Linked DNA regions of Homo sapiens: region 2 is linked to region 1. The links are chromatin contacts, found by Hi-C in ENCODE. All regions are on one chromosome and are shown on one strand. Each heading gives the region's core, a stretch centred on a gene start or an enhancer-like site at or near the end of the contact. The rest is flanking DNA. Distances are from core to core; before and after follow the strand shown.

Region 1 (4,802 bases), core at 1,927-4,426:
CACTGGGGCTGGAGTCTAGGGTGCCAGCATTTGTTCGTAGATTTGTCCATCTCTTCTTAAATGGGGGTCTTTCAGATTCCTGCTTAAAACGGCCTGTACTCTGGAGCCTGCTCTTGAGGTAAGGGGGTAGAGCAGGTGAGGTGGTCTGGGGTCAGTTGGCAGAGGGGCTTTTTGAGAGCTCAGCTGTGGGGGGAGAGTCAGGAAGGATCTGCTGGGCAGAGTGAGAGACAGATCTTGGAAATGTCCTGGGCCCAGGAAGAAGCCAGGAGCATCCAGAGAAGTGCTGGCAGGAAGGGCGTGCGGGAAGGGACAGAATGCCCCGGGAAGGCAGTCTCAGCCCAGCCTGGATGGTAATGGGGGCAGCCAGGGCTGGTTACTGAGGCTGTGTATGGAGAGCTCGCTGCAGGTCAGTTGAGCCCTACAGCCAAAGGTGGTGGTGTCCCTGTTTTCCAGATGAGAAAACTGAGGCACACAGGTTAATTAATTTGACCAAAGTCACAGAGTTTTGTGTGTGTGTTTTTAAGGAACCATGCCTGCTTACCACCTTCAACCAGCATAGTGCCAGGAGCTGGGGCTCTGCGGACAAATGGCTGGTCCTTGGTTGAGGCAGGAAACCTGGCCCTCAAGGATGAGGGAAGGAGGCCATCCCTAGATCACCCCAACATGAATGGCCCACCTGGTCCCAGGAAGTAACGTGGCATGGCGCCCAGGTCTTGGGTGGAGGAGATGAGATGGAAGAAGATGCTGCCTCTGCCCCCGCATTCTAGGGGGGGCCCAGCATGAGCTAAGGAGGGCTTCCTGGATGTGGAGAGCTGGGAGGAATTAGATAAGCCAGAGGGGAAGCACTTCCTGGAGAATGGAAATACTCGCTTTTCAGCTAATTTATTCTTTTGTTTCATTATCATTTCCCACTTGGGTCTCGCATCCCCAGGGCCCTGAGGTGGCTGTTGGAGGTATTTATGGTCCCGGGTGGGGTGCAGGGACCAGTTAGAAACCAGTCCCACTCAGGCCATGATGCATGGGTGTGTTCACATGTGAGGAGGAGCCAGGCACAGACTGAGCTCAAGGAGAGGGAACGCATGGGTCAGGGCCTTGAAACATTCTCAGGAGTGGTGCTGAGTGGAGAGATGGGGGAGGGCAGTGGGCTAGCATGTTTGTGGTGGGCTCTAGAGCTTGGGAGCTTCAGAGTTGCTGCAGTTGTGGCTGGGGTTGGAGCCCCAGGTGCTGTGCAGGGAGGTTGGGCTCTTTTCCTGGGGCTGGGGGTAGGGGGACTGTCACTCTCCCTAAACTTTCTGAGCAGCCAGGCTAAGCCTGATAGTTTTTCCTACAGGCCAGGGAGGGCTGCAGGGTTGTCCCTGCTCAGAAGCAAGAGGGGCAGGGGCAGCTAGCCCACAGCTCACTTCTGATTTGCCCACCACTCACCCTCGTCAATGAGTGTTCCTTAGATGCTTTTTTTTTTTTTTTTTCCCCTGAGACAGAGTCTCGCTCTGTCGCCCAGGCTGGAGTGCAGTGGCACTATCTTGGCTCACTGCAAGCTCCACCTCTCAGGTTCACACCATTCTCCTGCCTCAGCCTCCCGAGTAGCTGGGACTACAGGCGCCCGCCATCACGCCCAGCTAATTTTTTGTATTTTTGGTAGAGATGGGGTTTCACCGTGTTAGCCAGGATGGTCTCGATCTCCTGACCTCATGATCCACCTGCCTCGGCCTCCCAAAGTGCTGGGATTACAGGCGTGAGCCACCGCGCCCGGCCTAGATGCTCTTCTTTTAAAATTCAGGGCACTTCGCTGTTCTGCTGAGGTTTATGAATGTTTAAAAACTGCTTTGCGGTCCCCAAAGTAATTTGACAAGTCTGACAGCTATTGATTAAAAACCCGAAATTATTCAGGCTGCAGGATGACTTGGGGGATTAGATGGAAAGTTTTTTGTTTCTTCTCTCTCTCTCTGCACCCCTCCTCCCCCGCAAAAAAAAAAAAAAGAAAGAAAGAAATAAGATGTGGAAAGGTAAATGTGTTCCTGAATGTTTTTTGAAAACTCCATTAGGCTTGCACAGTTTATACGGGGAGAGGATGTTGAAGGCTGCCTCTCATTCAGGAGCCAGTACCAGCGCCCTCTCGAATCCCTGGTCTCTCCGGAGCTTTGGCCCAAGTCACCCCAGGCAGCAGTGAGATGTTGCTATTACATTATTACAGGTGATGGTAGTGGTGTTGGTAGCAGTTATGATAGTTTATGGTCCCTTATGTTCTAGGGAGTTGACGTAGGGTTTTTGTGGCTTTCTCTGAAGTAGCTCAGCGTGTGAGGAAATGGCACCTAGAAGGGGGAGGAAACTCGTTCAGGGTCTGTGATAGACCTTAGATACAGCTGGGATAGAGACCAAAGACTCCTTCAGGGAGAGGAACGGGCCGTTGCTGGGGTGCTGGGCTGATTGGATGCCTGGCCTCCAGGCCTGACTCACTGTGAGGTAGGTGCCAAGAGTGTCCCACAGAGGGTGACCAGGCCGTTAGAACCCCAGCTTTCACTTCTGGACCATGTGACCTAGCCAAGCCACTCCCTGTCTCTAAGCCTCAGTTTCCTCTTTAGAGAACGTCCTAAAGCTTCCATTGAGCCTTTTGGATTAACTGGCTCATGTATTGCCCCATGAGCCAGGGCTTGTGGGACCTGAGCTTGAATACCCACTCTCCCTTTCTTCTGGGGCAGTGCTGCCTTTTGTGCAGAGTTGTTGGGAGAAGGCCATGAGATGATGTTTGTACTTTGGTGAGAACACCTGCAACTGGCACATGGTAGGTGCTTAGTAAGTGGCTGTTAGGTCCAGGCTGCCACAGTGTCATTCATTTAGTCAGCCTATATTGGGCACCACGGGACACCAGGCCTCACAGCAAGCATGAGCTGTCCCATCCTCCTGTTTTGGTTGCAGGGTGTGGACCCTCCTCTGCCAGCTCAGCCCTGTGATGTGGGGGGAAGCACAGGCTCCCAGGGGTGAGGGCAGAAGGCCACGTGTCTCCCTGTCTCACAGCCCAGGGCGTTCTGTGTGTATGGGGGCGTCACAACTGGGTCTTGGTGACTGCTAGGACCTACCCCTTACCTTGGCCTGAGGGAACCCTGGGTTGAGAGGGACCACGCCTCTGGGCCCTGTCATCCCTGGAAGACTTCCCAGGCAGGGCAGCCAACCTTTCTGCCTTTTTAGGACAGGCTCTGTCTCCCCAGGGCCCTGGGAGCCACCAGGCGGCTGCATTCCTCTCCTCTCCCCTGGGATCCCAGCTGGGCCAGGAGTGAGCACTGGCCTTCTGAGCAGCCGGTTCCCAGGCCAGCGGGGCAAGGCTGGGCTTGGGGAGAGAGCTCTGCTGGACATACTAGGCAGGGCGCTGCCCTGTTTATGTCCTGCCGTTTGATTCCCAGCAGGTCAGTGCATTCATTGTGACCATGTCCAGACTCTCTTTTTTTCCAGTGTGGGCAGACGCTTCTAGCACAGCCTCTGGACCTGCCTGGCTATGACAGGCAGAAGCATGATTGGCATGTTCTGACCTGATGAGGCCTAGAGAGTCTGCTGAAGTCCTGACTGCAGAACCATCAGGTCCTGCCAGCCTTTGGGTGGGCACCAACTCTGTGGAGACAAACCTTGTCCAGGATTTCTCTTCCTTCCAGACCTGGTTGGGGTAGTGGACAGTGGCTTGGGACCACACAGGCTGGTGGGCTGGAGACTGGGGCTGGAGATGGCTGTGCTTGGGAGTCCCAGGCAGAGGGGCTAAAGGGGCCTCCTCACGGGGGTCTACTGCCCACTGCTAGGCACACCTTCTTCTCCTTTCATTTCGCCTCAGGAAATGAAGGGCTTTTTAAAGAAATTTGAGGCATCCCAGAGCATTTGGGCAGATATGATTGATCCCCATTTTGCAGATGGGGAAAACTGAGGCATGGAGAACGTAAAGCGTTTGAGTCGTCACGGGACAGGAACAGGAAACAGCCTGGGAAGTCCATATCTTGTCACTCCAAATTGTCAAAAGTGTGACCTATCCCAGAAATGTCAGCCTTGATAGCAGCGTGTGCATCGTTCACCAGTGTTGTTCATAGCTGTGTCTCCAGCTCCTGACATCGTGGCTGGCAATGAGGTGGGCGAATGGAACAGACCAAAGAGGCATGAACAGTTATGAGCAATGGATGGGAGTCACTGACACCCCTGCCCTCCTGAGCCTCCCGCCTGCATGGTCTCATTTGATCCTTAGAGCAACCCATGAGGAAGGTGTGTCGTTATCCTCACTACGGATGGGGAAACTGAGTCCTAGAGAGTCGAATGACTTAAAGTATCCAAGGTTGTATATTTCATAAGGAATAGAGACTCGGTTTGCTCTGCAGCCAGGCACCCTTGACACTAGGCCCTCTGTCCTCCTGCCCGCTCGCAGCTGCAGGTGCATTTCTGTAGCATTCACTTGTGTGCGCGCGCGCGTGTGTGTGTGTGTTTAATCCCAGGGCCCACTGCACTGCCTGCCTTTGTGTACTGCCCAGCCCATTACCCTGGCAGCCCTAGCCATGCAGCATGTCTTAAAGGGGCCCCCCGGCTCCTGCTTGCACACTTTCAGAGACAGGGAGCCCACTCTCTCTAAAACCAGACGAGCCTGGCCCATTCAAGGACAGCTGTGACTGAGCTGGAAGTGGCCTCTCCTGGTCCCAGCCTTGCCCTTTGGGGCCACACAGGGCAGCTCCCTCTGAGCTTTCGAGATTTGGAGGGTGACCCTGAGCCCCTTATTTTCCGACCAAACAATCCCACTCTCAATTCCCCCCACCCAATAGTTGGGAACACCCTTGCTGTGT
Region 2 (5,090 bases), core at 697-3,196, 330 kb after region 1:
CCCACAGTGGACTCATCAGCTACGTCTGCTTCCCCCAGCACAGAGCATCCAAGGCCACCATGTGTGGCTTTTTAAGTCATGTACAAGAGTGCCATGATGCTGGCCGGGCGCAGTGGCTTACACCTGTAATCCCAGCACTTTGGGAGGCTGAGGCAGGTGGATCATTTGAGGTCAGGAGTTTGAGACCAGCTTGGCCAGCATGGTGAGACCCCATCTTTACCAAATATACAAAAAATTAGCCAGGTGTGGTGGTGCGCACATATAATACCAGCAAGTTGGGAAGCTGAGGCAGGAGAATTGCTTGAACCTGGGAGGCGGAGGTTGCAGTGAGCCGAGATCGTGCCACTGCACTCCAGCCTGGGCGACAGAGCAAGGCTTCATCTCAATTAAAAAAAAAAAAAAAAGAGTACCATGATGCTGTTCACAGGTAAACATCTTTAACACTTTAACATATGGAATATTTTTACAATTATAAGCTGTATAACAAATGGATTATTCATGATAACAAATGTAAGTTATTGTATAACATATTGTCATCATGAAGGTACTTGTTGATTTAAACTGGGAATTGAGAAATATTTTGGTTTTGTAAACTAACATCAGATGATTTTATATTTGGGTGGTTTTTTTATTTACAACAAGAATTTTCTGGCAATGGCAGTCATGTCTTATTTTAATAAGCCAGTATGTATTGTTCCCCTTTGACAAATTCAATAATCAAGAGACCATGTGCTGGGCATTGTGGCTCACACCTACAATCCCAGCACTTTGGGAGGCTGAGGCAGGAGGATTGCTTGAGACCAGGAGTTTGAGCAACCTGGGCAATACAATAAGACTTTCGTCTCTACAAAAAAAAAAAAAAATAGCTGAGTGGGTTGGCATGAGCCTAGTCCCAGCTACTCGGAAGGCTGAGGTAGGAGGATGGTTTGAGCCCAGGAATTTGATATTGTGCCACTGCCCTCCAGCCTGGGCAAGACAGCAAGACACCCTGGTCTCTTAAAAAAAAAAAAAAGACCTTGTTGATGTAATCATATCTAAAATAGTCTGTGTTTCTAAATAGGGATCTGCTTTGACATTTGATAGATGATTGATGAGTCCCTTTAAATTTTTTTAAAAATCCCTCATTGGTATCAGATTCACATTCATATTGTAATTCAATAATCTGCTGTTTGCTTACTGTGGCAGAATATTTTTGAATTTCAAGTTCAAATCAACAATACTATATAAATATTAATAACCAACATTCATTTATCATTAATAATCCATTATTGTAACAAATTTGCTATTGATATGTAAGTACTATATTGATGAATTTAATATTCTTTCCTTGAGGAATGGGTCCCTTTTTCTAATTCACACAAAACATGATGGGCGAGTAGGGATCACAGGGATGGTGTCTGATAGTGATCACCCGTGCCTTGCACAGGCCTTGGGCCACAGCAGACATTCAACACATATTTGTTGAATGAATAATAAAGAACTTCCAGGCCTCAATATATATGCTTTATTTTACCATACCTTCTAGAAATACTTCTGCACAGTTAATGGAAAAGTGTTGCATACATTCTTAGAATAACAGTTCTTAGTGACCAGCTAAAGCTTATTAAACTGTCACACAGCAGGAACCACTTGCCTCTCCCTTCGTTCTCTAAACACAGAGCATTTTTCCAAAAAGAACGCCTTAGGAGGAAGAAGTTTTCATAGCTGTAATATATCATTAGAGGAACATCTTTGCAACCTGCCTAGAGAGTCATAAAGTTTAGTAATTTCTAAGAAAATGCCATAAAAATCCAGTAAGATGGTAAGGTTTTGTGTAAGTAATCTCAAGCAGAGTCTGAGACTCCTTAAGTAAGGAACAAGTGCACAGGCTAAAGAAAGCTATGTTATCATGGAAAGTAAACCCTTCCAAAACCTAAGGCTTTTGGGCTTACAAACAGCTGGCTCTCTATTTCTGGACTGGGCTTCGCAATGCCAGAGACAGGCATGAGTTCACTGCCTGGAATCCCTTCATGTCATTTCCCTTTAAGGAAAACAGTCATTTAGAAGGTAGAAAAAAAAATCAGCTCTAGAACCATTATTGATTCCACAGTTCAATTCAATCAGCATCTGTGAATGCCTTCTCTGTGCCAGGCACTGGAAGGACTCAGAGATGAAAAACAACATCTTTGTGATGATACTCACCCTGAGGCTGGGTATCTTACAGTCTATGGGAAGAGACAGATCATCTTAATCAATAATCTTCCCCATCCACCACCATTCTGTCTGTCCCAGGGCCAACACCTCTCTCCTGAGGTTTATAATAGCATCCTAACTTGCCTCTCTGCCTCCACTCTTCAAGCCGTCTGTAAGCCATCCTCCATAAGGCAACCAGAGCGATCTTTTTAAAAGTGTAGTTATCTTGCTCCCTGTACATGTTGGCAGTGGTCTGGCCTCTGCATGTGGTCCGGCCCCCGAGTGTCTGCTGGCAAGGCAAGAATCAGACTGGAAATTCCCATACCAAGCCAGGCCCTCTGAAATGCCACATCCTCAGTGGGTGAAACTGGAAGCAAACCTTCTGTGTTTTGGCCTTGCCTCAGGAAAGGGGAAATAAAAGGAATAAGTCTCTGCTCAGAATGTCTAACCATGATACCTTCCTATCCAAGTATGGAGTCAGAATTCATCCTACACCTATAACCAAAAGAAAAGTCTAACACCAAAAAATGTAGTTTTAAGTGTTCTGGGTAGTAGAGCCCCCTGAGGCATCTGTATAAAAGGAAGATTCTAACTTGAAACCTAAGCCTCAAAGAATGATCAGCAAGTAAAGTTCCAAGGAACATAAGATCACCATCAAAAAAAAAAAAAAGGCCTAACACCTAAATCAGAATTCCAAAAAGACAGAAGAGAGTGGATGAGAGACAGTATTTCCATAATTGATAAGACACCAAACCTCAGAGACAAGAATCCCAACAAATCCCAAGAAGAATAAATCAGAAGAAATCCTCACCTAGAAATGTCTTACTGACAGCGAAGACATCTAAGACAAAGGGATTTTAAAAACAGCCAGAATGAAAGACATTTTACTAGCAGAAGAAAAAATTAGACTGACAACTGACTTCTCAACAGCAAAATGGAAATGAAAAAACAGTGGCATATCTTCAAAGCGCTGAGACCCTATAGCTATCAACTTAGAACAGTATGTACAGCAACACTATTTTTCAAGAACGAGGAGAAAATGAAGGTAATTTTGGACAAATAAAAACTGAGTTTATTAAAACATACTTCCAAGAGAAAGGAAATGACCCCAGAAGGTAGGTCTGAGTTGTAAAATAGAATAGCAAACAAAGAAAATGGCAAATGTGGGTAACTCAAAAGGACACAGACTATATAAAATACCAATAACGCCTAATTTGTGAAGTTCAAAAAAGAATAAGATAGGACTAAAATATTGGACAACAAACGCATATATGTTGGAAGTGATGTGGCCAAAATGAAAAAGCATACTAAAGATCCTTGCATTGTTAAAAAGAGAATAAAGACAGTAACCTTAGGCTTTGTGAAATTATACACACATATTAAATTTTCTAGGGTAATCAATAGAAGAATAAAAATAGAATATGTAACTTCCAGACTAGTGCAGGGAGAAAATGAACAAGAAAAAAAATCAATTAAAAAAGATATGAAATCACAATCACAGAAGAAATTTTTAACATAACTCTTAATAGATCAGACAAAAATCAGGGCTATAAAATTTATATAATACAATTCACAAGTTAATCTAACACACATATGTAAAATATTGGACAAAAATCAGGGCTACAAAATTTATATAATGCAATTCATAAGTTAATCTAACATACATATGTAAAATATTGCTTTCAATAACTAGAGAATGCATGTTGTTTTCAAGCATACATGGAACATTTGCAAAAACTGACCATGTATTAGACCATAAAGCAAAAACCTGCAAAAAAAAAAAAAAAAGATGGGAGGAAGGAGGAAGGAAAGAAAAAACATCCTCTAACCACAATGAAATTAAGTTAGAAATTAATAACAAAAAGATAAGTAGAAATAACCTTATTTGCTTAGAAATGTTCTTGAAACACAAATCTAAATAACCCATGGGTCAAGGAAGAAATCTTCATGAAAATGTAAAATACATAGAACTACAAGGTGATTTTTTAAATACTGCATAATAAAACTCATAGGTGTAGCTAAAGCAGTAGTTAGAGGCAAATTTGTAGTCTTGAGTGCTTTTATTAGCAAAGCAGCCAACTTAATATTGGAAAAAGAACAACAAAATAAACCTCAAAAAGTAGAAGAGAAGAAGTAATAAAGAGCAGCAAGCCATGAAATAGAAAAAAAGATACAATGGAGATGATCAATAAAGTCAAAAGTTGCTTCTTTGAAAAAACTAATCAAATTGAGATACATATAAAATACTCTAAATGACCCAAGGAAGGGGACTTAGCCTAGCCTGGGGCATGTGTGTGGGAGTCAGGGAAGATATATGGAAAAGATGAGGTAAAACTTAATTCTTGAAGGATACGTAAAAAGGTAGCCAAACAAAGGGAGGGAGCATTCAGAGGAGGAAAAACATGAACAAAGGTCAAGAGGAATAGCACAGCATGAAGGCTCAAGCAAACCACATGCAGTGTGGTGTCAGTAGTGCATAAAGTTCAAGGAATATGGGAAATAAGCCTAGAGAAGGTTAGGGCCAAGTGTTAATTTTTTTAAATATTCAACTGAGTCTTCATTATGTACTTGGCACTTTACATGATTATAGCTTTTTATGCTGGCAATAAATAACTCCATGAAATATGGTTGTATTATGCCCATTTTACAGAAAAAGAAACTGAGTTTCAGAGCAAAATATGCCAAAAGCTACACATTGAGTTGTTTCAAACCCCTATCTGTGTAGGTCTAAAGCTCATGCTTACACCCACCAAGACATAATGCATCTTGGGTTGTGAAAAGCATCATATGGAGCCTTCATAAGGAGTCTGAACTTTGTTCTTCAGGAAAATATTCAAAATTTCCCTGAAAAAAACAAAGCTCATTCTTACGAAGAAAGTTTAGAGTACTGTTACAGCTTCCATCAGGTTGCATACTAC

The links. A loop is a pair of places that touch in the nucleus more often than their neighbours do. Pooled maps may share reads with other maps.
Region 2: a map of aorta shows a loop between it and region 1 (2.2-fold over the local background). The contact joins two enhancer-like sites. A Hi-C loop is called at or near these places in 2 of 168 maps with a recorded cell type or tissue (aorta and ascending aorta) and 3 of 50 pooled maps.

What each region holds. Positions count from the first base shown.
Region 1 is chr9:121,745,895-121,750,696 of GRCh38, forward strand. The region is part of intron 3 of DAB2IP (DAB2 interacting protein); the gene reads left to right. Among named protein-coding and RNA genes, the nearest start is that of DAB2IP, 97 kb to the left of the region's middle. RefSeq lists an enhancer at 2,618-3,141. Within about 2 kb of position 3,177, at least 20 of the 41 ENCODE cell types and tissues checked have a DNase peak (open chromatin) inside an H3K27ac peak, as active enhancers do; they include ascending aorta, where a contact is called at or near this core.
Region 2 is chr9:122,073,890-122,078,979 of GRCh38, forward strand. The region is part of intron 1 of TTLL11 (tubulin tyrosine ligase like 11); the gene reads right to left. Among named protein-coding and RNA genes, the nearest start is that of TTLL11, 17 kb to the right of the region's middle. Within about 2 kb of position 1,947, at least 5 of the 41 ENCODE cell types and tissues checked have a DNase peak (open chromatin) inside an H3K27ac peak, as active enhancers do; they include ascending aorta, where a contact is called at or near this core.